3 separate regions of the Homo sapiens genome follow, and regions 1 and 3 are each linked to region 2. A link is an interaction called in ENCODE POLR2A ChIA-PET data of the cell type or tissue named here. Cell type or tissue: MCF 10A. All regions are shown on one strand. Each heading gives the region's core, and the rest is flanking DNA. Links, peaks and the distances in the headings are about the cores only.

Region 1 (9,846 bases), core at 1,763-6,762, 65 kb before region 2:
AGCATAGGGTGAGTTTGGGAACAGGGCACCCGATCTCTCCCTCTCAGGGATTCACATGGGAAAAGCCCAAGCTACCAAGGTCCCCGTTCACTTGGCTTCACCCAGTGCTTCCTAGATTCAGTGGAACCCCTTCCTGCCCCAGGACCTGCCGACATCCCCAGGCAAGGTCAGCCAGGGCACGTGGGAAGCCCTGGCCCATTCCTTCCTCCCCACTCAAGAAGAAAGGCAGAGGCTGGGCGTGGTGGCTCACGCCTGCAATCCCAGCACTTTGGGAAGCCGAGGGGTGGATCACCTGAGGTCAAGAGCTCGAGACCAACCTGGCCAACACGGCAAAACCCCATCTCTACTGAAAATACAAAAATTAGCCAGGCATGGTTGTGGGCACCTGTAATCCCAGCTACTTGGGAGGCTGAGACAGGAGAACTGCTTGAACCCAGCAGGGTGGAGGTTGCAGTGAGCCAAGATTGCACCACTGCACTCCAGCCTGGGTGACAGTGAGACTGTCTCAAAAAAAAAAAAAAAAGAAGAAAAGAAGGAGGGAAAGGGGGAGGCGGGGAGGGAGAGAAGGGGAAGGGAAGGAGGGGGAGGAGGGAAGTGGGAGGGGAGGGGGAGGGGAAGAGGAGAAGGGAGGGGGAGGATGGGAGGGGGAAGAGGAGGAGGAGAAGGAGAAAGGAATACAGCAGCAGGAGGAGGGAATTTGAAGAAAAGAGCAAAGAAAACCCGACAAAGCCATGCTGGTCTCAAAGCCCTCGGTGACCCAACCTTAAGGTTCTAGAAAATTCTCCATGCATGATAGGGGCAGAGACCTCCACTTTCTGGGACCCTGACCCATCCCTTGTACTAGCTCTGCAGGAAGAGCTCTTCTGCTACAGGCAGGAGGCTCGGATGGGCTCTTGGGGCCCCAGGATGGTTCTAGGAGCTCCAGGAAGATGGATTCTGGCTACACAAGGAAATCAACGCTTCCCACCACGGACCATGCTGTTCCTGGGTGAGGGAGCGGGTACCATGGGCAGAGGTGTGGGAGCAGAGGACCCAGGGTGCGTGCTGGGGGACCAGGACCTGACATAGAACCTTTTCAGCCCTCTCCCAGACGGCCTGAAACTACCTTCTATCTTGATGTATTTTCTCCTTAGAAAGACGTATTTCTGCTGATGCAGTCATTTTTAAAAAGATAACATAAAGGTGCTGACATGAAATGATTTCTAAATACCCTGTCAAGTGGGGGGGAAAAGCAAGTGGCAGAACAGTCTGATCCCATTTTCATAAAAAAACAAAAAGTCTCAAGGGAGCAGAGCCCAGAAGGGCTCATGGACCCTGCCAAGAGGCGGGCAGGATTGGCCAGGGGAGGAGCGTTTACTTCCTACACTTAGGTTTTGTTTGCTGATTTATAAGTCAAGACATACATAATTTTTGAAATAAATAGAGATCTTTTAAAACAATGATTCCTGAGCTTGATTGCAAGGATTGAGAGCACATGAAAAGGGGAACCCCATCCTCATCCCAGCATCCCAAGCTAAGGGGACCCTGAGGGAGCTGAACATTTGGCTTTCGATGCTGTCACTGAGGACCCAGGGAGATGGCACGGAACAGCTCAGTGCCGCCAGGCTGGCCTTCAGCCCACAGCCTGCTTGCCAGTCCTGGAAGGACAGTAAGGGGACGGCTCCCGAGCCTCAGCCCATACACAGTGCTGCACCCTGTAGAGAGGAAAGTCAGGGCTAGGTTGAGACTTGCAAACATTGCCTCTTTGTGGAAATCGGGGCTGATTTTGCCATGAGTCAGGGTTTCCATCCTCAGTCGACGCCAGCCTCCTCCGGACCCCCCTTTGAGCAGGCTGCAAGTCTGAGCAGGACTATCCTCCCCGCTGGTCCCGGAGAGCCCATGGCTTCCCTGCTCACCACCCCCTGCGCTGAGCGAAAACCACCCCTCCCTGCTGGCAAGGGACTGGCGAGGGGCCAACTGGCAGCTGAGCCACAGCGCCCCAGCTCAGAAGTCTCCCCCAGGGGATGACAGGGAAGCTGTAACAGAGGAAGGCTGGGGCGGGTTTCAGACGAGGCCCCTGTCCTAAGGGCTCACTGTTCCACTTGTCTTTTTATCTTTTTTTTTTTTTTTGACACAGAGTCTTGCTCTGTTGTCCAGGCTGGAGTGCAGTGGCACGATCTTGGCTCACTACAACCTCCACCTCCTGGGTTCAAGCGATTCTCCTGCCTCAGCATCTTGAGTAGCTGGGATTACAAGGTGCCCACCACCACACCCGGCTAATTTTTGTATTTTTAGTAGAGACGGGGTTTCACCATATTGGTCAGGCTGGTCTCGAACTCCTGACCTCAAGTGATCCACCCGCCTTGGCCTCCCAAAGTACCAGAATTACAGGCGTGAGTCACTGTGCCCGGCCACATCCACTTATCTTTAAATATCTCAGTGGTTAAAAATAATGCAGTGGGGGAAGAGCTCTCTCTCCAAACCACTATTTCAAATAAATGATCAATACAGATTTCGCTAAGGAAAAGTTGAAATCGAAGCAAGATGGAAATGTATACCCCCTTGCTCATGGCAGGGGAGAGGTGATGGGGCCACCCCAGGTGGGGAGGTTCTGACTAGTGTGATCTGTAGCTCGGATTCCTCACCTCTTCTCCTAAAAAGTCTCTCTGACCTCAAAGGCAGGACCCAGGGGCGTCTGCCAAGCAGAGGCCGAGGGAGAGCCGGTGGATCAGGACTTAAGCGCTGACTGCAGCGGCCTAGCCAGGCAGTTAACCTGACAACGGCTGGGGAAAGCAGGACTCACCTCCTGTCTTTCCAGAACCAGTAACCCAGGCCGGCCAGCTCCCCGGCCGCACCCCACACAGCTCCTCTAGCGTGAGCGGTCTTGCCCAGGCCTCCTAAATTCATACTAAGTTCACATGGGATTCTCTCTTTTCATATTAGTATTTCTCTGATATCAGCAATTTCTTTTTTTTTTTCTTTTTTGAGATGGAGTCTCACTCTGTCACCCAGGCTGGAGTACAGTGGCGTGATCTCAGCTCACTGCAACCTCTGCCTCCCAGGCTCAAGCGATTCTGCTGCCTCAGCCTCCTAAGCAGCTGGGATTACAGGCGCCCATCACTACGCCCAGCTAATTTTTGTATTTTTAGTAGAGATGGGGTTTCACTATATTGGTCAGGCTGGTCTCAAACTCCTGACCTCAGGTGATCCACCCTCCTCGGCCTCCCAAAGTGCTGGGATTACAAGTGTGAGCCACCGTGCCTGGCCAGAGTTTCTTTTCTCATTGTGGTGAACTACATGTGAACTACAAATTTTATGTAACACAAAATCTGCCATCGTAACCATTTTAAGTAGACGGTTCAGGGGCATTACTGCATTCACACTGTCGTGCCACCATCACCCCCATCCATCTCCAGAACTTTTTCATCTTCTCAAACTGAAACTCTGCGCCCAGGAAACACTCACTCCCCATCCCCCACCCTGCCCAGCCCCGGCACCTTCCATTCTACTTTCTGTCTCTATGAATTCAAATACTAACACAGACTGTTTTTTATTTTTATATTTTATTTTATTTTTGAGACAGGGTCTTGCTCTGTTGCCCAGACTGGAGTGCAGTAGCACGATCACAGCTCACTGCAGCCTCGACCTCCCTGCTCAAGGGATCCTCCCACCTCAGCCTCCCAAGTAGCTGGGACTGTAGGCATGCGCCACTACACCCAGCTAATTTTTTGTAGTGATGGGGTCTCGCTATATTGCCCAGGCTGGCCTCAAAAACCTGGGCTCAAGCAATCCTCCTGCCTTGGCCTCCCAAAGTGCTAGGATTACAGGCGTGACCCACTGTGCCCAGCCAAGTATTTTTTAAAATAATTTTTTAATAGGCTAAATGCCTGTGGCAGGGAATCACCACTCACCGAGTGCTTCCTGTGTACCAGTACTTCGCAAGTACTCGCCTAATCCTGGCCTCAAGTCTCTAAGCCAGGTATTATGATTACTCCCATTTTATAGAGGAAAAAATTAAAGCTCAGAAGTAATTTTCTTGGGTCACTCTAACTCCAAAACCCAAGCTCTTTAATCTAAACCCAGATCAGCAAACTGTGGTCCTTGGGCCAAATCCAGCCTACTGCCTATTTTTGTAAATAAAGTTTTATTGGAACACAGCCACACCCATTTGTTTACAGATGGCCCTTGGCCGCTTTAGACTATAACAGCAGAGTTGACTATTATGACAGAGACCATATGGCCCACAACGGCTAAAGTATTTGCTCTATTTGCTGTCCAGCCCTTTACACAAAAAGTTTGCCAACCCCTGTTCTGTATACCATGCGGCCCCGCAGATTCTAGAGGCCTGCCCCAAGGCTAGGTCGCTGGCCCCTCCTGGAATAACCCGCTAATCCTGGCGGCACACCTCTTACCAATACAGTTGCCTAGAGCATCTTGTATAAAGCCACTCTTGCACTGTAGCTTGGGTCGGCAGCGGAAGGATCCCAGAGTATTCTGACAGATAAAATCGGGGAGGCAGTTATGAATACCACTCTCACACTCGTCAATATCTGGTACATCATAAAAAAAGGAAATTGTTAGCAAGAGTCCTGCCAGAAGCATCTTACAACACTTTAAAATCACAAGAAAGCTTTTTTCTAATGCGCATTACTCAGACTATAACCCAAAACATTCTAATAGAGAAATCATACACAAAAAAGACTTCACTGAGCCAAATCGTGCTCCAGTTGCTAAAGACTTAAAAAGCTGACTTTTTTTCCCAAGGCTCTTATGAGGCAAACTGTCTGTTATAATAAATCACCCTGGCATTTTCCTGGCAGGTATATATATATTAGTATTCATTCAGGCTAAGTGTATGTTTAGTTTAGATCATAAAGCAATTATCTTAGTGGCAACAAACACAGTCTCTATAAACATATCCATTCTGAAGTCTTCACAATAATCCAGATATTAACAAGGGTTACAGTCATGATGGGATGTGATGGGCTGCCCTTCCCTTGAAGTTCATGGCTGTCAAATGGTCAAATGTGTATACTCAGCTGGCTTGGCCACTGGGCTCTAGGGGTCCAAACCACCCAGCTGGTGTGTGGGGGTGGGGAGGACAGAATTTGCTCTGTGGCCCTCAGATGTCAGAAGGGGTGTGCCATGCTTTGAAGTCACTCTCATGATACAGTGAGTGACATTTTTACACAAGTGGATTTGTCCTTCTGAAAGGCTTGAAACCCTCTGCAAAACTGTGTTCTAAACGATCCTCATCAGAGCCTCCCCATCTGCCAAATAACACCTAAGGCTTGGCGGGGAAAGGCTGGCAGCCAGAAATGCCATGTGTTTATGCAGTGGAAGGGGATATGCTTTGAACTTCAAGGAAGCCTGGATTTGGATGGAAGGCAGCTGTTGTGCAAAAACAGTTGTGGGATTTTTGTTTTTGCTTTTTTTTTTTTTTTTTTTTTTTTTTTTGTAGAAAGTACATGTGAGAACCTGAAATTCATCCCTGGTCTTGATTTTAAATAGTCATGCACTGAGCCTTTTTAGAAACCCAAATCTGCCATCGTTTACTCTGCACCATAAGAACGTAAATCTTTCCTAACAGCTGAACTAGCTGGCACCGGTGCACTACTGTCAACTTTTTCAATGTTCTGAACATTATTGGCAAGCACTTTCACCTTCCATCCCACCTGTCCAGACACCCTGGTGGGTATAACCACCTCCCTCCTGCAGATGAGCAGGCAGTCGCCCAGGCAGCCACAGAGGGCGCAGGACTGCGGGAGCCCAGACCCCAGAGCTGCCCTTCCCACCGCGCCGTATCTACGCCTGGAAGACCAGGTTTGCAGACTCGGAGCGCATGCTGTACCTTTGCAGCTATTGTCCTCTGTGAGCTCATAGCCAGTCCCGCAGCTGCTGTCCCGCTGGCAGCGGAAAGAGCCCACTGTGTTGATGCAGGATTCTCCAAGCCGGCAGCTGTGGCTGCCCGTGATGCATTCATTGACATCTAGGAGAGACCGAGGCAGTGCGGGGGTGACCAGCAAGAACGACCCATCCTAATACATCCTAGAAAGGAATGTGCCAAAGCCACGGTGGAAGTGCTTCCCTGCACCCTCGCAAACTGAGCTCAGGTCCACCATGTGCACATCCGGGCTGTGGACTGCACGGAGTCGAAAGCAGTGATTTCTCTCCCCTGCTAACGTTCATATCTACTGCTTTTTCTGAGACTGTAGTTATGTGGTCCTCAAGAACCCCACGGAGGGGCAGCATCTTCTCCATCTCCCCCATCTCACAGACGCGGGGGCCAGGAGAGGCTGAAGGATGTGCCCAAGGCCACTCAGCAGATCCTGGATCCGGAACCTGGTTAGACCCCAACTCCATCCTCTTTCCCAACCCCAGTGCTTATATTGTCTTGGAGGGAAGTCTCGGCAGGGGCCTCTGCGCTGCAAACTCCAGCGAACACGAGAAAGCGCGTCCTGGGCTGCTCTCCACCCCTGAATGGGGTCTGGGTTGTAGAAGGCAGGCCCTGGTCAGTCCTCCAGCACAGAGCTCCCAAGCACAGTGACCGGCCAGTCCTGCTGGCACCTGGGATAGGGACATTACCTTCACAGGAGACACCATCAGACAGCAGCTGGTAGCCCACGAAGCAGGAGCAGACCACCTCGTCACCCGTGTCTCGGCACTGCTGCTTGCAGGGCCCGCCTCCTGGAAGCACAGCGTGCATGAGCCAGGGATGGACGCACCCAGGCACCGCCTGGTTTCTAGCTCCGTTCAGGCTGGGTCATAGAAAACGCCCTCTGGGCAGACGAACCCAGGAAGGCAGGCTGACCTGGCTGGAGCCCACCTGCTGCCCTACTGGGAGACCCCCAGGCTCTGGCTCTGGACACCCCCCAGGGGCTGCTGCTTCAGGTCCCAACCTCCCCGTCTGGAAAATCAGGTGGTGTGCAGGGTGCCCTTTGTAGGCTGGGGTGGACCTGGAAGGGGCGAAGCAGAGAAGAGCTCACTGCCGGTCACAGACATGGGGGTGTGGGCTCCACGTGGAAGGCCAGGCCCCAACTAGGCCTCATGTACCTGCTCCTCACTGAACTCTCGAGCTGTCCCACTGCTCCAAGCCCACTACCATGGCCTCAGTTCCTGCAGCTGCCCACCTGGCTGTGGCCACAGCCTCCTACCTGGTCTTTCTGCATAGCCCAGAAGCACCCCACAACCTGTTCTTCCTACAGGGTGGCCAGAGTGATGCTCAGAGTGCAAATCTCATCAGGATAAGCCTCAACCAGGGAAAGATTCTACGAGATACACTTCTAACTGCTGCCAGCCTGCCTGCTTCTAGGGCCCCTCTCTCTGGCCCTGTAACCCCACCTCCTTCCCCAGCCCACTGCCTCCCAGTACCCTGCTACAGTGGGTCCGTGCCCTTTACAAGGCTTCAGGTCTCCCTGAGGACCGTTTCAGGGTTATTTTCCCAGCTAATCCCACCTCCTCCTTGCAGACCAGCTCTCCCCTCCCCAGAAAGCTCCTCCCATAGCCCTGAGGCTTGCTGGGGCTCTAGGTCACTCCCTTCCTCCCTCCACCAGGCCCCTGGACAGCGCCCCTGGACCAACTGTCACTGTACACTGACTGCATCATTTAAGAATTAAACTGGCCCCTAATTAACACCCTAACCACAGGGGGAACCACTGAAAGAGCTTGTGAGGCAGATCTGCAGGTCTAGACATGCCAGAATGTTCCATGAAAGAAAAGCAGTTTTATCATATGAAAAACAAACCTGCGAGGCCCTTAGTTAAATGTGCAGACATCTCCCTGTGAGGCAAATGAATATCACCAATGGTGACAGAACCGTGGCTGGGGCTCCAGGGGCACAAAGGCAGGGAACGCTGAGCCCCCTCCTCTCCCCTGAGAGCCTGAGGGAGGCCTCTGTCACCTTCACAAGGCCTGGGGGCTCGGTAACGTGCAGGCTTTCCACACCAGCTCTGGCCCTGGGCCTGGGCCACCCTCCCCAGCAGGGCCTCACCAGGGCCCCTCCTTGGTAAGCCCACCCTTCCCCTCCCCAGCCAGCCCTAGATCTGGAAGGGGAAAGGGAAGGAGGAGCTGGGAGTCCACGACTCCTCAGGGTGGAAGTGGCTCATGGCTGGCTCCCAGCCAAAGGGTACTTTGCAGGGTAAACCAAAGCAAAACCTGGATTCCAACTTCCAGTGAGATCAGCACCGAGATTCCTTGGTTTTGCTTTTTGTTTGTTTGTTTTTTTGTTTTTGAGACGGGGTCCAGCTCTGTTGCCCAGGCTAGAGTGCAAAGGTGCAGTCATAGCTCACTGCAGCCACAACCTCCTGGGCTCAAGGAATCCTCCTGCCTTGGCTTCCCAAAGTACTAGGATTACAGGCCTGAGCCACCTTGCTGGCCCCTTGGGGTTTGTTTAAATACCAACTGATGGGAGACGCCCGAGTCTCACCTCGGCAGCGGTCATTCAGATATGGGTCCTCTTGTTCCTCCTCAACCTCAATGATCTTATCTAAGGGGGAAAAAGACCAAGTCAGACATTTATCCAAACACCCATCTTATCTTAAAAGAAACTCCCAACATTCTCTCTTCTTGTCACTATCAGGCAGTAATGCCCATTTGAACATCTTATATAAACAGCTAAGTATTAACTTTATCCTCTTTAAGCTAGAATTACACTTGAAAATGTATAATTGATATCTGATCAATTATAGGCCAGGCGTGGTGGCGGGCACCTGTAATCCCAGCACTTTGGGAGGCCGAGGCAGGCGGATCACCTGAGGTCAGGAGTTCAAGACCATCCTGGCCAACACGGTGAAATGCTGTCTCTACTAAAAATACAAAAATTAGCCAGGTGTAGCGGCATGCACCTGTAATCTCAGGTACTCAGGAAGTTGAGGCAGGATAATCGCTTGAACTCAGGAGTCGGAGGTTGCAGTGAGTCAAGATCACACCATTGCACTCCAGCCTGGGCAACAAGAGCGAGACTCCGTTTCAAAAAAAAAAGATCAGTTATAACAGAAAGACCACAGACACAAAGGCCTGTAATCATTGACTTCATGCTGGGTGATATTCCCATAGTCCAAATTACTTGACCATCTCAGCAAATGCAGTCACAGCCTTGCTAACAACCAACACACGCCCTCCAAGTCTAAAGCAATGCACGCAGTAAAAACTTGAGTCTCCTGATTGATTCTATCAAATGCTATTATGTGTTTGAAAAGGGTTATTCTCCATTTCTGTACTTATTTGTCGCAGGCCAGCACTGGTCTGGGGACCTTCTGCATGGCCCCCAGGAAACATACAGTGGGTCCATGGCACTGGTAGCAGTGGGAGGAAGGTGCGGCTGTGAAGACAGGAAGCCCTCCCAGAGGAGGGAGCATGCGAGGATAGTCTGGGGCAAGGACTGAAGCAGATAAAAGACGGAGAGATAAAACATCTAACATCTGGAGCTGCAGAAAAGCCCAGAGACTGCTCACGCTGCAGACATAAATCAGTGAAAATCCACCCCCGAGATGCAGGAGAAATCCTCCACCAGCAGGAATGGTTTGGGTTTGTTTAAAGTGAAAATGTCGTCTCTGATTTCAAAAGCCAAGGAATGAGGCAGAATGCGGCCCCAATCCCTCTTGATGACTGTAACATCTGAAATCATCTCAGTGGCATCCATGGGGCCCTGGACTTGAAAAACTAAGAACAATAAGTGAAAGATGAGTCCCGGGTGACCCGGGTCCTCTGTGACCAGGGGCCCTACAGCCTGGACTTGAAAACCTAAGAACAAGAAGTGAAAGGTTCCGTGTCACCCAGGACCCTACAGCCATTACCTTGACTTAGAGACTACAGGTCTGAGGGTTCTTCCCTTTCGCCCCTTCCGGCACCTCCCCACCTCTTTATTTA
Region 2 (9,846 bases), core at 3,280-8,279:
GGACTGTTGGGCAACAGCAGAAGGATCCTGCCACATGCCCTGACTCCCCAGTGTCTGCAGGACTCAGTCCAGCCTCCCAAACTGCCACGTGTGGCCCTAGGGACACTCTACTCTGTCTGTTTTCTTCAGTTGCATCTTCAGCCTCCTCTCTCTGCATGCTCAGTGAATGGCTTCTTTATTCATTCATGCACTCGCTCACCAAGGATTTTGTTGAGTGTGACCATGCGCCGAGCACTGTCCTGGGAGCGGAATCGAACCAAACAGACAAAAACTATCTCAGCATTGCAGTCCCCCTCCCTGATCACAGACAGAAGCTTCTTGGTCTGAGAGGTACACCTGATACCAGGTGGTGATCTCACCACAGAACGGGGCTCTAACTTTATCTCTGGTCTTAGTTTCCTTCTGAATGTAAAATCTGCAGTGTTTATTGGGAAACAGGAAAAAGTCAGCCCGCGTCTTGGATTTCACAGTTTATAAGGCTGACTTCATTTATGACCATGTTGTATGCGCTCTCATGTTTCAGACCACCAGATGCCTTTAACTCCCCCTGGGGTTTCAGGGTTTGATGGTGCAATATGCACCAGTGTGCAGATGTGGGGTGCAGGGTGGGTGGTCTGTGGGGCCACGTGGGATGTGTGTTTCCTCTCCTCTCTGCCCTCCTCTGGGTCCCCACGGGTCCTTCCCCACTGCAAGCTCATGCTGGCATTGACGGTTTGCCAATCTCTCTCACCATGGGTTGGGGCTGGCACCACACACAGCATGGCCCTGAGTCCTCCAACAACCTTGAGAGGCAGGTGTATTGTACCCACTTTAGAGATGGAGAGACTGAGGCTGGAAAGGGCAGTGGCTTTCTCTCACGCAGCCTGTGAGAGGCTCAGCCTGGTTCTCTTCTCTCCCCAGCTCCAAGTTTAGAGCTCAATCCACAAAAGCACCAGACAACAAGAGACTTAAATGGATTGATATGGTTGATTCTCCCAGACCTTAACCTTTGTAAGACTCTTAATGACAGGGGCAAGATGAGGTGGGGGCTTCTTCAAAAGAGCAGGGAATTGGCCCGGTGTGGTGGCTCATGCCTGTAGTACCAGCACTTTGGGAGGCCAAAGCGAGTAGATCACTTGAGTTCAGGAGTTCGAGACCAGCCTGGTCAGCATGGCAAAACCCCGTCTCTACTAAAAATACAAAAATTAGCTGGGCATGGTGGCAGACGCCTGTAATCCCAGCTACTCAGGAGGCTGAGGCACAAGAATCGCTTGAACCCGGGAGGCGGAGGTTGCAGTGAGTTGAGATCGCACCACTACACTCCAGCCTGGGCGATAGAGTGAGACTCCATCTCAAAAAAAAAAAAAAAAGAAAGAAAGAAAAGAAAAGAAAAAGAGCAGGGAATCACCTGGGGTGATTCACAACAGGTAGAGTGGGTGGGCATTCGTCCATTCAAGAACCTGGGACAAAAGCTTCAAGCAGACCTTATGTGGAACCACAGAGCCAAGCCTGGATTTTCAATATGATACGCTGGAAAATTCCATAAACCTCATTTGAGTCATTTAAGTTATATTAAAGGAAATCAAAAGCACAGAAAAACAGGGGCCCAGAATCCAACCACCCAGCCCACCAAGCTTCATTTTTTTTCTTTTTCTTTTTTTTTGGAGATGGAGTCTCGCTGTCTCCCAGGCTGCAGTGCAGCATCCGCTCACTGCAACCTCTGCCTCCAGGGTTCAAGTGATTCTCCTGCCTCAGCCTCCCAGATAGCTGGGATAACAGGTGTGAGCCACCTCGCCCGGCCCAGCAGGCTTCGTTTGTCCACGTTTCCCTCTAGCTCTGGTTTGCTTGCATGGAGGCTTTCTGCAGCTGCAATCCTAGTGTCCGTGCAATTGTGCTTTTAGTGCTTTCACTTAAGCGTGATTTTTTTTTAAAAAAGCAAGTATGTGGATAAGCTATTAAGAGACATTCTTTTTCTACTTTTTAAATCGGAACACTTAGTAGATCATCACAGGCCAAAGTTCCCACTGCCACAATTAGAAAAAGCTGAATAAATAGCAAAAAACATACTTTGAAAGACATCAAAGAGCTGTGGAGGCAATGCGGCTTAGGTTAGATAAGACTCTAGTGCTGGGAGGCCCTGAGGTGAGCGGTGGGTCTCCAGCTGTTTTTTTTTTGTTTTGTTTTGTTTTTTATTTTTCCTGAGGGCTGAGGATTGGGCTTCTCAAGGCAGAAAGCCTTTGCAGGGTGGGGGAAGCAGCAGATATTTCAGTGGTCACATGGGAGAGTGTGCTAAGGACACTTGTGGGAATCTGGCCTGTTCTCCCTGGAGGTACATTTGCTGGGTTCTGGTGCCGGAAGCTGGGGAGTGGGGAGGAAACTTTTTCTAAAGGGCAGAATTGTGCTTAGGGAACAAAAGATCAGCCCTGGGAGGAGACCTGTCTCAAACACACTGCCAATGTCTCCTCCCCAGACACTTGCCAGATTTTAAGGCTACTTGGGAAGAACGGGGAGAGCTAGGCTGGAACCTCTGATGGACAGAGCTGCTGTCTTGTCATCTTTTAGGGCTGAGGAGACAAAGGCCCAGGGGGTTCTCAATAAAGAGACTATGGGCCGGGCATGGTGGCTCAAGCCTGTAATCCCAGCACTTTGGGAGGCCGAGACAAGCCGATCACCTGAGGTGAGGAGTTCGAGGCCAGCCTGGCCAACATGGTGAAACCCCGTTTCTACCAAAAATATAAAAATTAGCTGGGCGTGGTGGTGTGCAACTGTAATCCCAGTTGCTCAGGAGGCTGAGGCACGAGAATAGCTTGAACCTGGGAGGCGGAGGCTGCAGTGAGCCAAGATGGTGCCATTGCACTTCAGCCTGGGTAACAAGGTGAGATTCTATCTCAAAAAAAAAAAAAAAAGAGAGAGAGACTATGAAGGCATGGTCTGGAAACAAGGACACCCTGGACATAGGTTGAGTATGATGAGAACTATGGCCCCGCCCCTTTACTGCTCAGTTTCTGATTAGAATGAGGTGAAAAGCCCCTTCATACTGGTTATCCAATAGGGCTAGTTTGTATACAGCTTTTTTCACTTAAGCATGAATATTTTTAGGAGGTGAAGAGGACCCATCTCTGGAGCGAATGACATCACCTAGAGCCTTCTTCCTTCTTATATACAATGTTCAGCACCTCATTAAAATCACTAGACATGAAAAGAGTCAGATGCAGATATTAAAGTTAGTAGACAAGGACTTTAAAATAATAATGAGGCTGAACACGATGGCTCACGCCTCTAATCCCAGCACTTACGGAGGCCAAGGTGGGAGGATCACTTGAGCGCAGGAGTTTGAGACTACTCTGGGCAAGACCCCATCTCCACAAAAAATTTTTTTAATTAGCTGGACATGGTGGTTTGTGCCTATGGTCCCAGCTACTAGGGAGGCTGAGGTGGGAGAATCCCTTGAGCCCAGGAGTTTGAGGCTGCAGTGAGTCATGATCCTGTCACTGCACTCAAGCGTGGGGGACAGAGTGAGACATTGTCTCTACAAATAAATAAACAAAAAGTCAATAAAAGTAATAATGATTAATGTGTCAAATAGAAGAAATACAGATAAAATAATAAAAGTTATATTTTTCAATGAGAAATTGGCATCTTTGAAGAAAAAGAATGAAATTAAAATTCTAGAACTAAACAATTAAGAACTTAAGGGGACCAGGCATGGTGGCTTATGCCTGTAATCCCAGCACTTTGGGAGGCTGAGGCGGGTGGATCAATTGAAGTCAGGAGTTTGAGACCAACCTGGCCAACATGGTGAAACCCCGTCTCTACAAAAAAATACAAAGATTAGCCGGGCATGGTGGCTAATTCCATGATGTAATTCCAGCTACTTGGGAGGCTGAGGCCTGAGAATCACTGGAACCCAGGAGGTGGAGGTTGCAGTGAGCTGAGATTGCGCCACTGCACTCCAGCCTGGACAACAGAGTGAGACCCTGTCTCAAAAATTAATAAATAAATAAATTAAAATAAAATAGTACTGCCTGAGACTGGGTATTTTATGAAGAAAAGAGGTTGAGTTGACTCACAGTTCTGCAGACTTAACAGGAAGCATGACCGGGAGGCCTGAAGAAACTTACACTCATGGTGGAAGGAGAAGGGGAAGCTGGCACGTCTTACCATGGCAGAGTAGGAGCTGTGGAGATGGGCAGAGTGCCACACATTTTTTTTTTGAGACAGAGTGTCCCTTTGCCACCCAGGCTGGAGCGCAGTGGCACAATCTCAGTTCACTGCAGCCTCCGCCTCTCAGGTTCAAGCAATTCTCCTGCCTCAGCCTCCCAAGTAGCTGGGATTATAGGCACATGCCACCTCGCCTGGCTACTTTTTGTATTTTTAGTAGAGACTGGGTTTCACCATGTTGGCCAGGGTGTGGTCTCGAACTCCTGACCTCAGGTGATCCACCCGCTGCCTCCCAAAGTGCTGGGATTACAGGTGTGAGCCACCGTGCCTGGCCAAGTGCCACACTTTTAAACCATCAGATCTTGTGAGAACTCACTCCCTATCACGAGAACAGCAAGGGGGAAATCCACCCCTATAATCCAATCACCTCCCACCAGGCTCCTCCTTCAACACGTGGGGATTACAATTCCACATGAGATTTGGGTGGGGACACAGAGCCAAACCGTATCACCCCTTCAAGTAAGCATAGTCCCAGAATAAAAGGAGAGAGAGAGAGGAACGGGAGCAGAGAAAGGAACAGATTATGGCCAAGAATTTCCAGAAAATAATAAAAGATGACAATCCACAGAATAAAGCAGCTCTACTTAGCCCCAGCAGGATAAACATACAGAAAACCACATTCTAGGGACAGCACAGTCAAAGTGCTGGAAAGCAAGCACAAGGAAAAAGCAGCTGGGGGTGGCGGTGGGCGGGCGAGGACAAAGCACCTTCAAAAGAACGTTGATGAATTGGGGTGGGCAGAGGGGGGGCTAGTGGGGAACGTAGGAGCATCCTTTGCTGGTCACAGAGACACAAAGATGCGCCACACGTGGTCCCCTCCCAAAGGAGCTGACAGGCCAGGAGGGAAACAGGATGGCAATACCTTGGGCTTAGCTTGTGACAGGCAGACACGGGGAGGACCCGGAGAGCGCAGGAGAGGAGACAGGTAACCCAGACTGGGCCTCAAAGTAGTCTCCGCAGAGTGGGAGCTTCTCACCAGAGTTTTGAAGAACAAGTGAGAATGACTTAGGGATGAAGAAGCTTATTCCAGCGGGGAGGGGGGAGGGGGGAGGGATAGCATTAGGAGATATACCTAATGCTAAATGACGAGTTAATGGGTGCAGCACACCAGCATGGCACATGTATACATATGTAACTAACCTGCACATTGTGCACATGTACCCTAAAACTTGAAGTATAATAATAATAAAAAAAATTAAAAAATTTAAAAAAAGAAAAAAAAAAGAAGCTTATTCCAGATAGAAGCCACCAGTGGGTCCTGTCTGCACCAGCCCTCACCCCACCCGGGTGCAGGCCCTACTATCCTAAAGGAGGAGTGTGGGCCGGGCGTGATAGCTCATGCCTTTAATCCCTGCACTTTGGGAGGCTGAGGGGGGCAGATCACTTAAGGTCAGGAATTTGAGACCAGCCTGGCCAACATGGTAAAAACCCATCTCTACTAAAAATACAAAAATTAGCCAGGCGTGGGGGTGAGTGCGTGTAATTCCAGCTACTCAGGAGGCTGAGGCAGGAGAATTGCTTGAACCCAGGAGGCAGAGGTTGCAGTGAGCCGAGATCGTGACATTGCACTCCACCCTGGGTGACAGAGCAAGACTCCATCTCAAACAAAAAGAAATAAAAAAATAAAAATAAAGGAGAGTGTGGAGCATGGCATGGCACAGCCCTACCCAGGAACACAGCGGTGCCAGCACTCTCTTCTGCCCCTCTCAGAAACCTTTCCCTCCAGGCCAAGCAGCTTCTTGGATTTCAGAGCGACATCTCAGTTTGAAAGTCCACTTTGGAAGTGAAAAGCAGTACAACATCCTTTGCCCTGAGGCGTGGATCTTACTTCTGGGGACTGTTCATTTAACACACCTCTTAAAGGCAAATATTTTCAAATAACCTGTCTGGTTGGCAGCAATTAACCACCTCACACTGCTGGGCACTGAGCTAAAGGCTGAAAATTAAGGAACAAACAAGTCCAGGCCTGCCCTTGGGGAGGGAAGATTCTTAATGAGAAACATTTGAGGGCCAACCTTTGGGTACATTGCTTTTGAGCCAATGTGCTGTAATGTGATGTTTTTTTTCTTCCCCTAACGGGGTTAGCTTTAGAAGTATGTTTGGCAAGCACTTTTAACAACCCGCACTGCATCTCAGCACATGTTCATTATTGGCATAAAACAACATTGGAATTGAGACTATCCAAAAGGCATGAAAAAATTTGGAGGTATGTGTAATTTCGTAATGTTATGCCTAATTTCTAATGCCAGTTTTTCAGGTTTAAGTTTTGGCAAGTTAGAGTCACAATGGGGACATAGGCCAAACAAACAAAAAACAAGCCCAAACTAAAAAAGAAAAGAAATATGCATATGTTAAAGACTATCATTATCTCACCGAGACTGAACCCTGAAATCAAAACTGAGACATTCCCCAGAGAACGTGTGTGCTTTTTATGGCAGGCTTTATTCGTGCCTAATCTCTTTTTGCACATGAAAATCACTTTAATAAAACTTCCCCACACATTCGCATTCTAGAAAGAGAGCGTTTGTTGGTGATTCTGAGGTCTTATAACTTCATTTTGATGCCAGGGGATATTTGAAATATGTTTTTAAAACTTTAATGGAAAATGAAACAGATCATAAAGATAGGAGATCTACTTTAGAGGGTCAAGTAAAAATTTGTTCATAGTTAAACAGAATTCATAATGCTTTAGAACTGAACCAAAAACAATTGTTTCTAAACGCTGAAGTCACCACCGAGACTCAAAACCTGGAGCTGGGCTGCCTGGATCCTTCTCTGCTGCAGCAATAGAATATTTCAACTGCTTTTTAAAAACACCACACAGTAATGACTCATTGATCAAGTGAGTTGGAACGAATCTGGAAAATGCCAGTTCCCCGTGAGCAATTGCCCTCCCCAACCCCCCCCGCAATACTGAAGCTTACCACTTCCAGTGACAAGCCTTTGTTCGTTTTGTCAATTTCGAATGGAAAGATTTCCAAAATATAGAAATATCCTTGCTGATACAGTTGGGATATTTGTCCCCACCCGTATCTCATGTTGAATTGTAATCCCCAATGTTGGAGGTGGGGCCTGGTGGGAGGTGTTTGGATCATGGCGGCCAATTTCTCATGAATGGCTTGGGCTATCCCCTTGCTGATAAGTGAGTTCTAACCCCGAGTTTATACAACATCTGGTCATTTAAAAGTGTGTGGCACCTCCCCTTCTTCTCTCTCTCTTTCTCTCTCACCTTTCTGCTTTTGCCATGTGACGTGCCTGCTCCCCTTCACCTTCTGCCATTATTTTAAGCTTTCTGAGCTTCCTGCGTATGATGTACATTGGTTCGGTCCTGTAAGGTGGGACAACTCGAAGTGGGGGCTTCCAGGTTAAAGGTAGACAAGAGACAAAAGGTTGCATTCTTTTGAGTCCTTGACCAGTCTTCCACTGAATACACAATTTAGTCCCGTTCAGTGAATCTGCATTTTTACATAAACGATAGGGAAGAGGAAGCAATCAGATAGGCATTTGTCTCAGGTGAGCCTCAGAGGGATGACTTTGAATGGAATGGGAGGCAGCTTTGTCCTAAGCAGTTCCCAGCTTGACTTTTTCCTTTAGTTTAGTGATTTGGGGGTCCCAAGATTTATTTTCCTTTCACTCACAGAAATCCTTAATGTGATATGATCAAATCAAATCCAGAAATATACAAAAAGGACAATCCATCATGACCAAGTCAGACTGATCACAGAAATTCAAGGTTGGTTTAACACTTGAAAATCAATCAGTGTAAGTCACCACGTTGCCATAAATCATGTAATCATTTCAATATATGCAGATGATATGGTTTGGCTCTATGCTCCCACTCAAATCTCATCTCCAATCGTAATCCCTACATGTTGAGGGAGGGACCTGTAATTCCCACATGTGGAGGGAGGAAGGTGAATGGATCATGGGGCCGGTTTCCCTCGTGCTGTTCTCGTGATAATGAGGGAGTTTTCACGAGATCTGATGGTTTTTTAAGTGTTTGGAAGCTCGTCCTTCATCCTCCTCTCTCCTGATGGCTTGTGAAGAAAGTACTTGCTTCCCTGTCACCTTCCTCCATAGTGTTAAGCTTCCGGAGGCCTCCCCAGCCAGGCTGAACTGTGAGTCAATTAAACCTCTTTCCTTTACAATTTACCCACTCTCAGGTAAGTTCTTTATGGCAGTGGGAAAATGAACTAATACAGCAGAAAAAACACTTGACAAAATTCAACAATCATTGATGCTTAAAAGGTCTCCATAGGCCAGGTGCGGTGGCTCACGCCTGTAATCCCAGCACTTTGGGAGGCCGAGGCCAGTGGATCACCTGAGGTCAGGAGTTCAAGACCAGCCTGGAAAATGCAGTGAGACCCCATTTCTACTAAAAATACAGGCTGGCATGTTGGCTCACTCCTGTAATCCCATCACTTTGGGAGACCAAGGCGAGTGGATTGCCTGAGGTCAGAAATTCAAGACCAGCCTGGCTAACATGGTGAAACCCCATCTCTACTAAAAATACAAAAATTAGCCAGGCATGCTGGCAGGCACCTGTAATCCCAGCTACTCGGGAGGCTGAGGCAGGAGAATTGCTTGAATCCGGGAGGCAGATGTTGCAGTGAGCCAAGATCGTACCATTGCCCTTCAGCCTGGGTGACAAGATTGAGACTTAGTATCAAAAAACAAAACAAAACAAAACAAAACCCAAAAATTAGCCAGGGTTAATGGCGGGTGGCTGTCATCCCAGCTACTCGGGAGGCTGAGGCTGGAGAATCGCTTGAATCCAGGAGGTGGAGGTTGCAGTGAGCTGAGATTGCACTATTGCACACCAGCCTGGGCAACAAGAGCAAAACTCCGACTCAAAAAAGAAAAAGTCTCAATAAACTGGAATGAAAAGGAACTCTTGAACCTGGTCAAGGCGGTCCACATAGACTGACAGTGAACATGCTCAAGGAATGCAGGAAACAGCTGAGTTGTCAGTTCTGTATTTTTAGTAGAGACAGGGTTTCACCATGTTGTCCAGGCTGGTCTTGAACTCTTGACCTCAGGTGATCCGCCCACCTCAGCCTCCCAGAGTGCTGGGATTACAGGCGTAAGCCACCATGCCTGGCCTCTTTTTCTTTTTAAATTATACAGATACAATTTAAAATAGAGATGGGGTCTCACTATGTTGCCCAGGCTGGAGGCTTTTTTTTCTAATATGTGCATTTATTGCTATAAATTTCCCTCATGATATTGCTTTAGCTGTGTCTCACAAATTTTAATATGTTGTATTTTCATTTGTATTCAATTTAATGTGTTTTTCTTACTTCCCTTGAGACTTCCTGTTTGACCCATAGATTGTCTAGAAGTGTGTTGTTGAGTTTCTAAGTATGTGGAGGTTTTCCTGTTATCTTTTTGCTATTAATTTCTTGTTGGATTCTATGTGATTAGAGAGCATACCCTCATGATCTCTCAATTCTTGAAAATTTGTTAAAGTTTGTTTTATGGTCCAAGATATGGTCTATCTTGGTGTATGTTCCCCAGCACCAATTGCTGAAAAGATACCTGAAATGTGAAAGCAGCTTTGGAACTGGGGAACAGGCAGAGATTGGAACAGTTTGGAGGGATCAGAAGAAGACAGGAAAATGTGGGAAAGTTTGGAACTTTCTAGGG
Region 3 (9,846 bases), core at 3,316-8,315, 83 kb before region 2:
CTGTCATACCTCAGGGGTGTATCAACTCTCCGGCTTTGTGTCATAATCTTATTCATGTCATAATCTTATTCGGAGAGACCTTGATCGCATTTCGCTTCTGCAAGATATCACGCTGGTCCATTAAATTGGTGACATTATGCTGATTGGATCCAGTAAGTGAGAAGTAGCAAACACACTGGACTTATTAGTGAGACATTTGCATGCCAGAGGATGGAAAATAAATCTGATAATAAAATTCAGGGACCTTCTACCTCAGTAAAATTTCTAGGGGTCCAGTGGTTTGGGGCCTGTCGAGATATTCCAAGGTGAAGGATAAGTTGCCTGCATTTGGCCCCACCTACAACCAAGAAAGAGACACAACGCCTAGTGGGCCTATTGGATTTTGGAGGCAACACATTCCTCGTTTGAGTGTTACTCCAGCACATTTATCGAGTGACCTGAAAGGCTGCCAGTTTTGAGTGGGGTCCAGAACAGGAGAAAGCTCTATGACAGGTCCAGGCTGTTGTGCAAGTTGCTCTGCCACTTGGGCCATATGACCCAGCAGATCCAATGTTGCTTGAGGTGTCAGTGGCAGATAAGGATGCTGGCTGCAGCCTTTGGCAGGCCCCCATAGGTGAATCACAGTGGCGGTCTCTAGGCTTTCGGAGCAAGGCCCTGCCATCTTCTGCAGATAACTACTCTCCTTTTGAGAGACAGCTCTTGGCCTGTTACTGGGCTTTGGTGGAAACTGAATGTTTGACTCTGGGTCATCAAGTCACCATATGACCTGAACTGCCTATCATGAACTGGGTGCTTTCTGACCCATCTAGCCATAAAGTTGGTCATGAACAGCAGCATTCCATCATCAAATGGAAGTGGTATATACGTGATCGGGCTTGAGCAGGTCCTGAAGGCACAAGTTAAGTTACATGAGGAAGTGGCTCAAATGCCCGTGGTCTCCACTCCTGCCAACTTGCCTTCTCTTCTCCAGCCTGCACCGATGGCCTCATGCAGAGTTCCCTACGATCATCTGACAGAGGAAGAGAAGACTAGGGCCTGGTTCACAGATCATTCTGCACGATATGCAGGCACCACCCGAAAGTGGACAGCTGCAGCACTACTGCCCCTTTCTAGGACATCCCTGAAGGACAGTGGCAAAGGGAAATCTTCCCAGTGGGCAGAACTTCAAGCAATGCACCTGGTTGTGCACTTTGCATGGAAGGAGAAATGACCAGATGTGCGATTACATACTGATTCATGGGCTGTGGCCAATGGTTTGGCTGGATGGTCAGGGACTTGGAAGAAGCATGATTGGAAAATTGATGACAATGAAATTTGGGGAAGAGGTATGTGGATAGACCTCTCTGAGTGGTCAAAAACTGTGAAGATATTTGTATCACATGAGAGTGCTCACCATATCACATAAAAGAGCTCAGCAGAGGAGGATTTTAATAATCAAGTGGATAGGATGATTCATTCTGTGGACACCACTCGGCCTCTTTCCCCAGCCACCCCTGTCATTGCCCAATGGACCCATGAACAAAGTGGCCATGGTGGCAGGGATGGAGGTTACACATGGGCTCAGCAACATGGACTTCCACTCACCAAGGCTGACCTGGATATGGCCACTGCTGAGTACCCAATTCGCCAGTAGCAGAGACCAACACTGAGCCCTCGATGTGGCACCATGCCTCGGGGTGATCAGCCAGCTACCTGGTGGCAGGTTGATTATACTGGACCTCTTCCATCATGGAAATGGCAGAGGTTTGTCCTCACCGGAATAGACACTTACTCTGGATATGGGTTTGCCTATCCTGCACACGATGCTTCTGCCAAGACTACCATCCGTGGGTTCACAGAATGCCTTATCCACCCTCATGGTATTCCACACAGCATTGCCTCTGACCAAAGCACTCACTTTACTGCTAAAGAGGTGTGGCAGTGGGCTCATGCTCATGGAATTCACTGGTTTTACCATGTTCCCCATCGTCGTGAAGCAGGTAGATTGATAGGATAGTGGAATGGCCTTTTGAAGTCACAATTACAATGCCAACTAGGTGACAGTACTTTGCAGGGCTGGGACAAAGTTCTACAGAAGGCCATGTATGCTCTGAATCAGGGTCCAATATTATGGCACTGTTTCTCCCATAGCCAGGATTCACGGGTCCAGGCATCCAAGGGTGGAAATGGAAGTGGCACCACTCACCATCACCCCTAGTGATCCACTAGCAAAATTTTTGCTTCCTGTTCCTGCAACATTACGTTCTGCTGGCCTAGAGGTCTTAGTTCCAGAGGGAGGAACGCCGCCACCAGGAGACAGAACAAGGATTCCATTAAACTGGAAATTAAGATTGCCACCTGGACACTTGAAGCTCCTCCTACCTTTAAGTCAACAGGCTAAGAAGGGAGTTACAGTGTTGGCTGGGGTGGCTGACCCAGACTATCAAGATGAAATCAGTCTACTACTCCAAAATGAAGATAAGTTAGAGTATGCATGGAATACAGGAGATCCATTAGGGCATCTCTCAGTATTACCATGCCCTGTGATTAAGGTCAATGGGAAACTACAACAGCCCAATCCAGGCAGGACTACAAATGACCCAGACCCTTCAGGAATGAAGGTTTGGGTCACTCCACCAGGAAAAAAAAAAAACAAGATCTGCCAAGGTGCTTGCTGAAGGCAAAGGGAATACAGAATGGGTAGTAGAAGAAGGCAGTCATCAATACCAGCTACGAGCCATGTGACCAGTTGCAGAAACGAGGACTGTAATTGTCGTGAGTATTTCCTCCTTCTTTTAAAAACATGGCCAGGTGCTGTGGCTCACGACTGTAATCCCAGCATTTTGGGAGGCCGAGGCGGGAGGATCACTTGAGGTCAGGAGCTCAAGACCAGCCTGACCCACATGGTGAAACCCCATCTCTACTTAAAATAGAAAAATTAGCTGGGTATGGTGGTGCACACCTGTAATCTCAGCTACTCAGGAGGCTGAGGCAGGATAATCACTTGAACTCGGGACGTGGAGGTTGCGGTGAGACAAAATCACACCACCACACTTCAGCCTCGGCAACAGAGGGAGACTCTGTCTTAAAAAACACACAAACAAAAAACAATCAAAAATGTTTGTGCATGTATACACTTGTACTAACAAAAATGACTTCATTTTATTTCCTTTCTCTTTTATCAAGTGACATAAGATTTATTGAATTCACATCAGCATTTAAGTATCGTTAACTTTATATAATAGTATTTGGGTTGGGGATTGGTGAGTTTCTGGTCGTATGAAGTATAGTTATGTTAGGTGTAATTATGATCTTATTATTGTCTTTATTTGAAGATTATGTATGATCTCAGGAGATGTGCATGGGTTCAAGTTGACAAGGGGTGGACTTGTGATGGTTAATACTGAGTGTCAACTTGATTGGATTGAAGGATACAAAGTATTGATCCTGGGTGTGTCTGTGAGGGTGTTGCCAAAAAAGATTCACATTTGAGTCAGTGGGCTGGGAAAGGCAGATCCATCCTTAATCTGGGTGGGCACCAACTAATCAGCTGCCAGCACGGCTACAGCATAAGCAGGCAGAAAAACGTGAAAAGAGAGACTGGCCTAGCCTCCCAGCCTACATCTTTCTCCCGTGCTGGATGCTTCCTGCCCTCAAACATTGGACTCATTTTTTCTTCATTTTTGGGACTCAGACTGCTCTCCTTGTTCCTCAGCCTGGAGATGGCCTATTGTGGGGCCTTGTGATCATGTGAGTTAATCCTTAATAAACTCCACTTTATATATATATTCCATATATATATTCCATTTTATATATATATATATATATTCCATTTTATATATATATATATATGTATATTCCATTAGTTCTGTCCCTCTAGAGAACCCTAATACAGGTCCAAACTTCTTGTGGTGGAGACAGAGACGGGTCCCAACCTCCTGCGGTGGAGACACGGACGGGTCCCAACCTCCTGGGGTGGAGACGGGGACGGGTCCCAACCTCCTGCGGTGGAGACGGGGACGGGTCCTAACCTCCTGCGGTGGAGACGGGGACGGGTCCTAACCTCCTGCGGTGGAGACGGGGACGGGTCCTAACTTCCTGTGGTGGAGACGGGGACGGGTCCTAACTTCCTGTATAGGATGAGCACAGATTCCAACTTCCTGTTACAGATTCTAACCTCCTGTGACAGGATGGAGATCGGTATTATCTTCCGCTACAGGATAGTAACAAGTTCTAATTTCTTGTCACAAGATGGGACAGGGGTCGTCTCCTGTGTACTGAACTCCTGGCCCATCATACTCTGAAGGTGGCTGCCTGAGGAAGCAGGGCCCAGGTGCGGAGCCCCAGAGGACCTGGCCCAGGTGCTCCAGGAAGCCCTGCCATCTGGGCTGTGTCTGGATTCTGAGGTCAGGAGCATCCTCTCGTCCTGGCCTTCTATCACATCTCCCTTTTGGCTTTTTAAGTTTCCATGTCTCGTGCTGGGTTACTTGGACTTGCTTGAGGCATTTATCGAGACTGGGGTCTCCTTTTACCTCCTCTTTCCAGGTTTGTCAGGACTGACAGGAGGCCTTGCATTTACTTGGCTAGTGATCATTCCAAGCTCTTAGAAAGGACTGGCCTGGGAGTCAGGGGCACTGAACGGGGGAGTCCTGCCTGGGAGGGGCCCAAAACAGAGGCAGGAAAGAAGGTGGGCACGGGTGCTGCTGGCGGTGGCCTGCCCCAGAGATGCCCAGGTCCAGGCCAAACGGGAGTGCTCCAGGCGATCTGAGAGCTCTCCCCCAGGGGGGCCTCTGAGGAGCTATGACCAAAGCGTCCGTGAACTGGGGGAGGAGCATGGGACCCATGAGCTGTGCTTCCGGGTGCAGGTGAACTGCGCTTCCGGGTGCAGGGAGCAGGCTGCAAGCAGCAGACTTTCCTTCCACTCGCTCCCTCCACTGTCTCCCATCGTCCTCCCGCTCTACTGGCTGGAAGACAGACGCCCATTGAGGATGCAGAACTTGCTGATAGCTCCGTGGTGTGTCGTAAGGGGCAAGCTTGGCTTTCAAAGTCGGCCTGTCTTACTTCAAAGCTTTTACACACACAATGTATGCACACACACAAGCACGCGCACACGCACACACACCAGCAACTTCAGGACCAGCCTGGATGGGGCTGGTCAGCAGGTGGCGCTAGAGTCGCCCTGGTGGGATTTCGGCTTCCCGCTTCTCTCAGCATGGCGGGTACTAACCAGGGATGGAATTTGTTTTGCCAGAGGGAAGCGGAGGAAAGCAATGGGAGGTGTGCGTGGTGTTCTGGTGCAGCTCCCGCCGTCATCACACACAGCGACTGGTCACTCCTCCCCTGGAGGCTCCCCCTCCGACCCCACACAGTCATTCCTCAGAGCACCCCAAAACCTTCTCTACACTAGGAGTTTCTGGGCTGGCTCCTTCTGGACAAAGAGCAGGGCCTGGGGCACCCGCTATGTGCTTTGCAAATGACTAATGCACAAAAATAAACATGTCCTTGATTTTCCTGGTAAGTCCTGGCTTCAATGATCGTACTTCGCTCTACTCAAACTTTTTAAAACACCAGAAACATAACTGTCTGGCAAACTGCCTGTCAGACTGGGAACGGCCCAAAAATCCCTTTTAGCCAGTGTGTCTAGGTCAGGGACGGGTTGTCATCACTGAATGTATTACAGAGCAGGGCATAGGCGAGCCCGCCCCGTCCCCCCCTGCCACGCAGGCCCTGGTTTCCAGACATGTCCCCTCAGCAGGCCACCCATCCTGGGCCATGTCATGCGTTAGAGGACAATGTGCTCCAACTTGCCAGTTCAACACATTTGACCCTAACACCTCAAGCTCTATGGAAATGATCCTAAGCCACCACACACCAGAGAAAAAAGGCCCTCTAGGCCCCCTCCTTCTCCTGGGAGGCACGGCAGTTCTGGCCACCCCAGGTGCTTGTGGATATCCCTGCCGGCATTTTCCTGACTTTCACACGCTCGTCGTCCGGGAGACAAGCCCCAGGAACTGGCCAAGGCAGGGGGGCCATCGACGGCTCTATCTCTGCCACCGTCCACCGTGTTACACCCTCAGGCCCACAGCTGTTCACTCGTGTCCCATCCCCGGGAAGCGGCAACCAAGGCCACCCGGCTTTGCTCCAGCTTTCTAGACCACAGGTCATCAGGCGCCGGCCCCACTGAGGGGATAAAGAGGATGTGTCCGGCCCCATGAAGGCTGTGGGACAGCTTTGCACACTTCCTCCTGCGGGCAGAAGGGAATTGTGTGGGCAGGACTGTAACAGCCTGGTCCTGTCCACAAGGCCGAGCCCTGTGGTTTGCGGCCCAGCTTCCTGGGTCATGCTCCAGTTACCAGCCCTCGGCCGCCGGGATGTTCCCCAGATGGAAGCCGTCTGAGTGGAGAGAGAGAGAAAGGCACAGCAGCGGACTCTGCAGTCCTGTCTGTCAAGGCTCCCGAAGGAGGCGCTCTTGCTGAGTTGTTAACCACAGAAGCGCCGGCCATGGGTCCCTCCTAAATATGGCTCTTTTAGATTTTAAAAATTGCTTTCTGAAGCTTAGATGAAAAAACGTGTTAAGCAGCTTCGATTTTTGATGAGCAGGAAAAGGGGCTGTAAAATACAAAACTCCAGTCTGAGGGGTTAGCAGTGCTGAGAGGGGGTGGCCCCTCCTCACTATCAGTCCCGGGAGTCCAAGGGCTGGAACAAGCCAGGCGCCCAGCAGCTCAATCCCTTACTGCACAGCACACAGGGCCCAGGTTTCAGGCTGAACTCCCCATTTCACCGCACATGTGTCCATACTCCCGCCGCTTCTGCCTAATTCGCTCCCCCTTCCACCTCCATGCAGGCATGGCCCACTCCAGACAGCCCCCTGCCCACCCTCACGCCCAGCCAGGTGGGGTCCCCTCCTCCCTCCTAGCACACACGCCGAAGGCGGAGCCTGTGCGGGGACAAAGCCCTCTGTGGGCTGTCTACCCAGGTGCCTGCACGCAGTAGGTCCAGGAAGAAACGACTTTCTCCAGCACTGAGGGGTGGCAGAGGCTTCCACAGCCAACATGAGGGGTGGAGCTGGGTTCCCCTGATTTCAGCCATGACCTCAGCACACATGGCCAACCCGCCCACCCTCAGGCTTAGGAGGCGCCAGGGCCCCTGTGCAGGGCAGCCTCCCCCTCTTCGAAAGGTGGTTTCACGACTGTGCGCAAGTTAGAAATCGAGGTCACAACCACAGCCAGCCTCCTGGAATCCTCAAGCCCAGGCGCTGACAAAGGCTGGGGAGAGAGTGAACTTACAATGACAGACGGCTGCACAGCCTGCAGCCAAGGCCATCGAACTTTCTTAATGGCTCAGAGAAGCAGTGTCACTGCCTGGGGCAGGCTGTTGCATAACCATGAGCTCTTCGGGATGCTACAGACTTGCAAACCCAGTTTTGGGGCAGCTTTTTCCTAACCCAAGCTCAGGAAGGAAACAAGATGTTGGGTTTTCAAGCAGACAGAAATCCGTGCTGGGAAACAGGGAAATGGCTGGGCCAGCCAATGAGAATCGCAAAGCCAGGAAGAATATGGAGGGCTGCCAGGGACAACGGGGCTGCTCGGGTACCCAGAAGCCTTGCTATGCCACAAGCCAGGGCAGCTGCCCCTAGGGTCAAGAGGTGGACACTACCACTGACCCTCAGGTCGCGGGGGCAGCTGGCCAAGAGCCCAAGGCAGGCTGAAGGTCAAGGGGCCAAGGCCTCGGAAACAGCTGGCTGCCTGCATCGTGCACTCAGAGTGCTGGGAGAGGTCACAAGTCCACAGTCCTGAGATCGGTCCCAGCATGGAGCTTTTCCTGAAGCAACTGACTGTGGCACTAAATGAGACTTTCTGAATACAATTAGGGGCAAGGGGGATAGGAAGTGGGAACCGTGGTCTCAAGTGGGCGCCGTGATGGCCTAGGAGTGAGTGAGCTTACAAAGACATAGGGGCACGCAGCCCCACGTTTAGGATCTGGAATCTTTGATGCCGTTCCCACACGGTCACCAGGCTGGACGAATTCTGGCTTTCAGGTGGGCACCTAACAACAACGTCCAACAGGTCACATCGGCTCCCTGGCTTTGGGCTGACATGGAGACATTGCTACCTATGCATCTCAGTCAGAGCACGTTCTGACATCTGCATGTTACAGATGAGGAAACTGAGGCCCAGAGAGCTTGCCCAAGGCTTCCACCCTAGGAAAAAAGAGGGCTGTGGTTTCTCCTGGTTCTGTGCACAGCCTTGGCCTGAAAACATGACTATAGACCCCAGACTCATTTGCAGTTACCCCCTTGACTTTCCGAGACCAGTGTCACTAGCATTTAGGGGCTTGAGGGCCAGGGATCAGGTGATCTTTGAGTGCCCTGAGTCCCTCATGGGAGGACACCGAGGTCACAGCCTGATAACCCACCCACCCGGGAACTGGGTCACCAGGAAGGCCAACACAGACAGACGACGATGGCATGGTCCAAGGGACTTACGTGGCTGCGGAGCGGCGGTAGTTCTCAGGGCACTCGAAGGCCAGGCAGCGGAAGCCGCCCTGGATGTTGAAGCAGGTCTCGTTGATGGAGCAGTTGTGGATGCCAGTCACACACTCATCAATGTCTGCAAGAGACCCCACAGCAGCACAGTGAAGGCAGAGGCTGCAGGAGCCATACCCATCTGGAGACGGAGGAGCCCAGGCCTCCCATCAACTAGGGTTAGGGGTGGCGATCAGGCCATCCCTGCCCTCCACTGGCTGATCTTCAGAGCAGCGTCCTGTGCCAGTTCTTACATTTATAGGGTATTTACATTTATAGAGTGTTAACTTATCATTCGCAATCCCTGGAGGGAGCGTGACGATGGTAAAAGTAAACACTACATGATGGGTCCTGGGAGTACCTCGCAAGGATAAGTCACTGAATCCTCCTAAGAACTCAATGAGGCAGATACTGTTATGATCCTCATTTTATGAGGAGCTCACAGAGCTTAAGAGACCTGCCTGAGGTCACACATTTTATAAATGTCAGAGCTGAGCTTTGAACCCGGGCAGGCTGGCATCAGAGTCCATACACTAACTAACCAGAGCCTCTCTGTGGCTCCCGAGGCTCAGCACCCTTACCCTAGGTGTGACTCAACCTCTTAGGAGAAAAGGGCAGGAGCTGCTAGCTCCACACAACAATGAGAAAAACAGCCTTCGAGGGATCATACGTCTTGCCTGTGTGTTGGGGTTGGTGGCTGTTCAGGGTGGACTGGAACCACCAGGTCTGGGACTCCTGGGATGGGGCCTGGGGCACCACACTGAGAGGCCCCTGGAGATGGGGGAGCAGCCCAACTCCCATAGACTCTGGAGCAGCCAAACAGTGGGGCTCAGGGGCTGTCACCAACCCTGGGAGACATCCATTAAGAGGTGCCAAATGCCTGAGCATCGGTGGCAAAAACAACACTCCCCAGCCTCAAAGGCCCGGCTCAGGAATGTGTTTATGCTGAGTCTGGGCGGGACCCCAGGCTGTGGTGAGGGAGCCTGGCCAGGAGAAAAGTCATTTGCTCCGTCAGAAATGCAGACACAACCAGCCTTCCATCCAGAGCCCAGGGCAAGCGGAGGGGGCCTCCCAGGAAACACCGCAGCTCCTGCCTGCCTTTCATCAAAGTCACCTTCCTCATGACCAGAAGCTACATCTGTGGGACCCAGGGGGCTTCCAGAGCCCCAGGATCCACAGTCCTGTGTGGGGCTCCCGAGGAACTGGCTGGACAGCCCCACCTCCATGACTCAGCTTCTGGGCGCAGTGTGTACACTGAGGATCACGCGCTCACAAACATCTACTCAGCACCCGCTGTCAGTGATTGAATGGATGGTTATCAGATGGCTCTGGGGGACACACAC

The links. Peaks named below come from ENCODE experiments on the same cell type or tissue, not always from the same donor. Only the 100,000 strongest peaks of a DNase experiment are listed, where the experiment ranks them.
Region 1: POLR2A ChIA-PET joins it to region 2 with 26 read pairs; 4 of 35 experiments call an interaction of 5 or more read pairs at or near these places.
Region 3: POLR2A ChIA-PET joins it to region 2 with 25 read pairs; 6 of 35 experiments call an interaction of 5 or more read pairs at or near these places.

What each region holds. Positions count from the first base shown.
Region 1 is chr22:45,529,883-45,539,728 of GRCh38, reverse strand. It overlaps FBLN1 (fibulin 1), which reads right to left. Exons shown (of 17, transcript NM_006486.3): 5 at 8,405-8,464; 6 at 6,565-6,666; 7 at 5,831-5,968; 8 at 4,392-4,529. Among named protein-coding and RNA genes, the nearest start is that of FBLN1, 32 kb to the right of the region's middle. In MCF 10A, for the core only: no CTCF peak of the experiment used is centred there; a DNase peak (open chromatin) is centred at 1,838.
Region 2 is chr22:45,466,250-45,476,095 of GRCh38, reverse strand. No RefSeq gene overlaps it. Among named protein-coding and RNA genes, the nearest start is that of FBLN1, 32 kb to the left of the region's middle. In MCF 10A, for the core only: no CTCF peak of the experiment used is centred there; DNase peaks (open chromatin) are centred at 6,165 and 7,045.
Region 3 is chr22:45,549,234-45,559,079 of GRCh38, reverse strand. FBLN1 (fibulin 1) reads right to left here. Exons shown (of 17, transcript NM_006486.3): 14 at 8,465-8,588. Among named protein-coding and RNA genes, the nearest start is that of FBLN1, 51 kb to the right of the region's middle. RefSeq lists an enhancer at 5,124-5,233. In MCF 10A, for the core only: CTCF peaks have their summits at 5,136 (motif pointing right) and 6,456; DNase peaks (open chromatin) are centred at 5,189 and 5,509.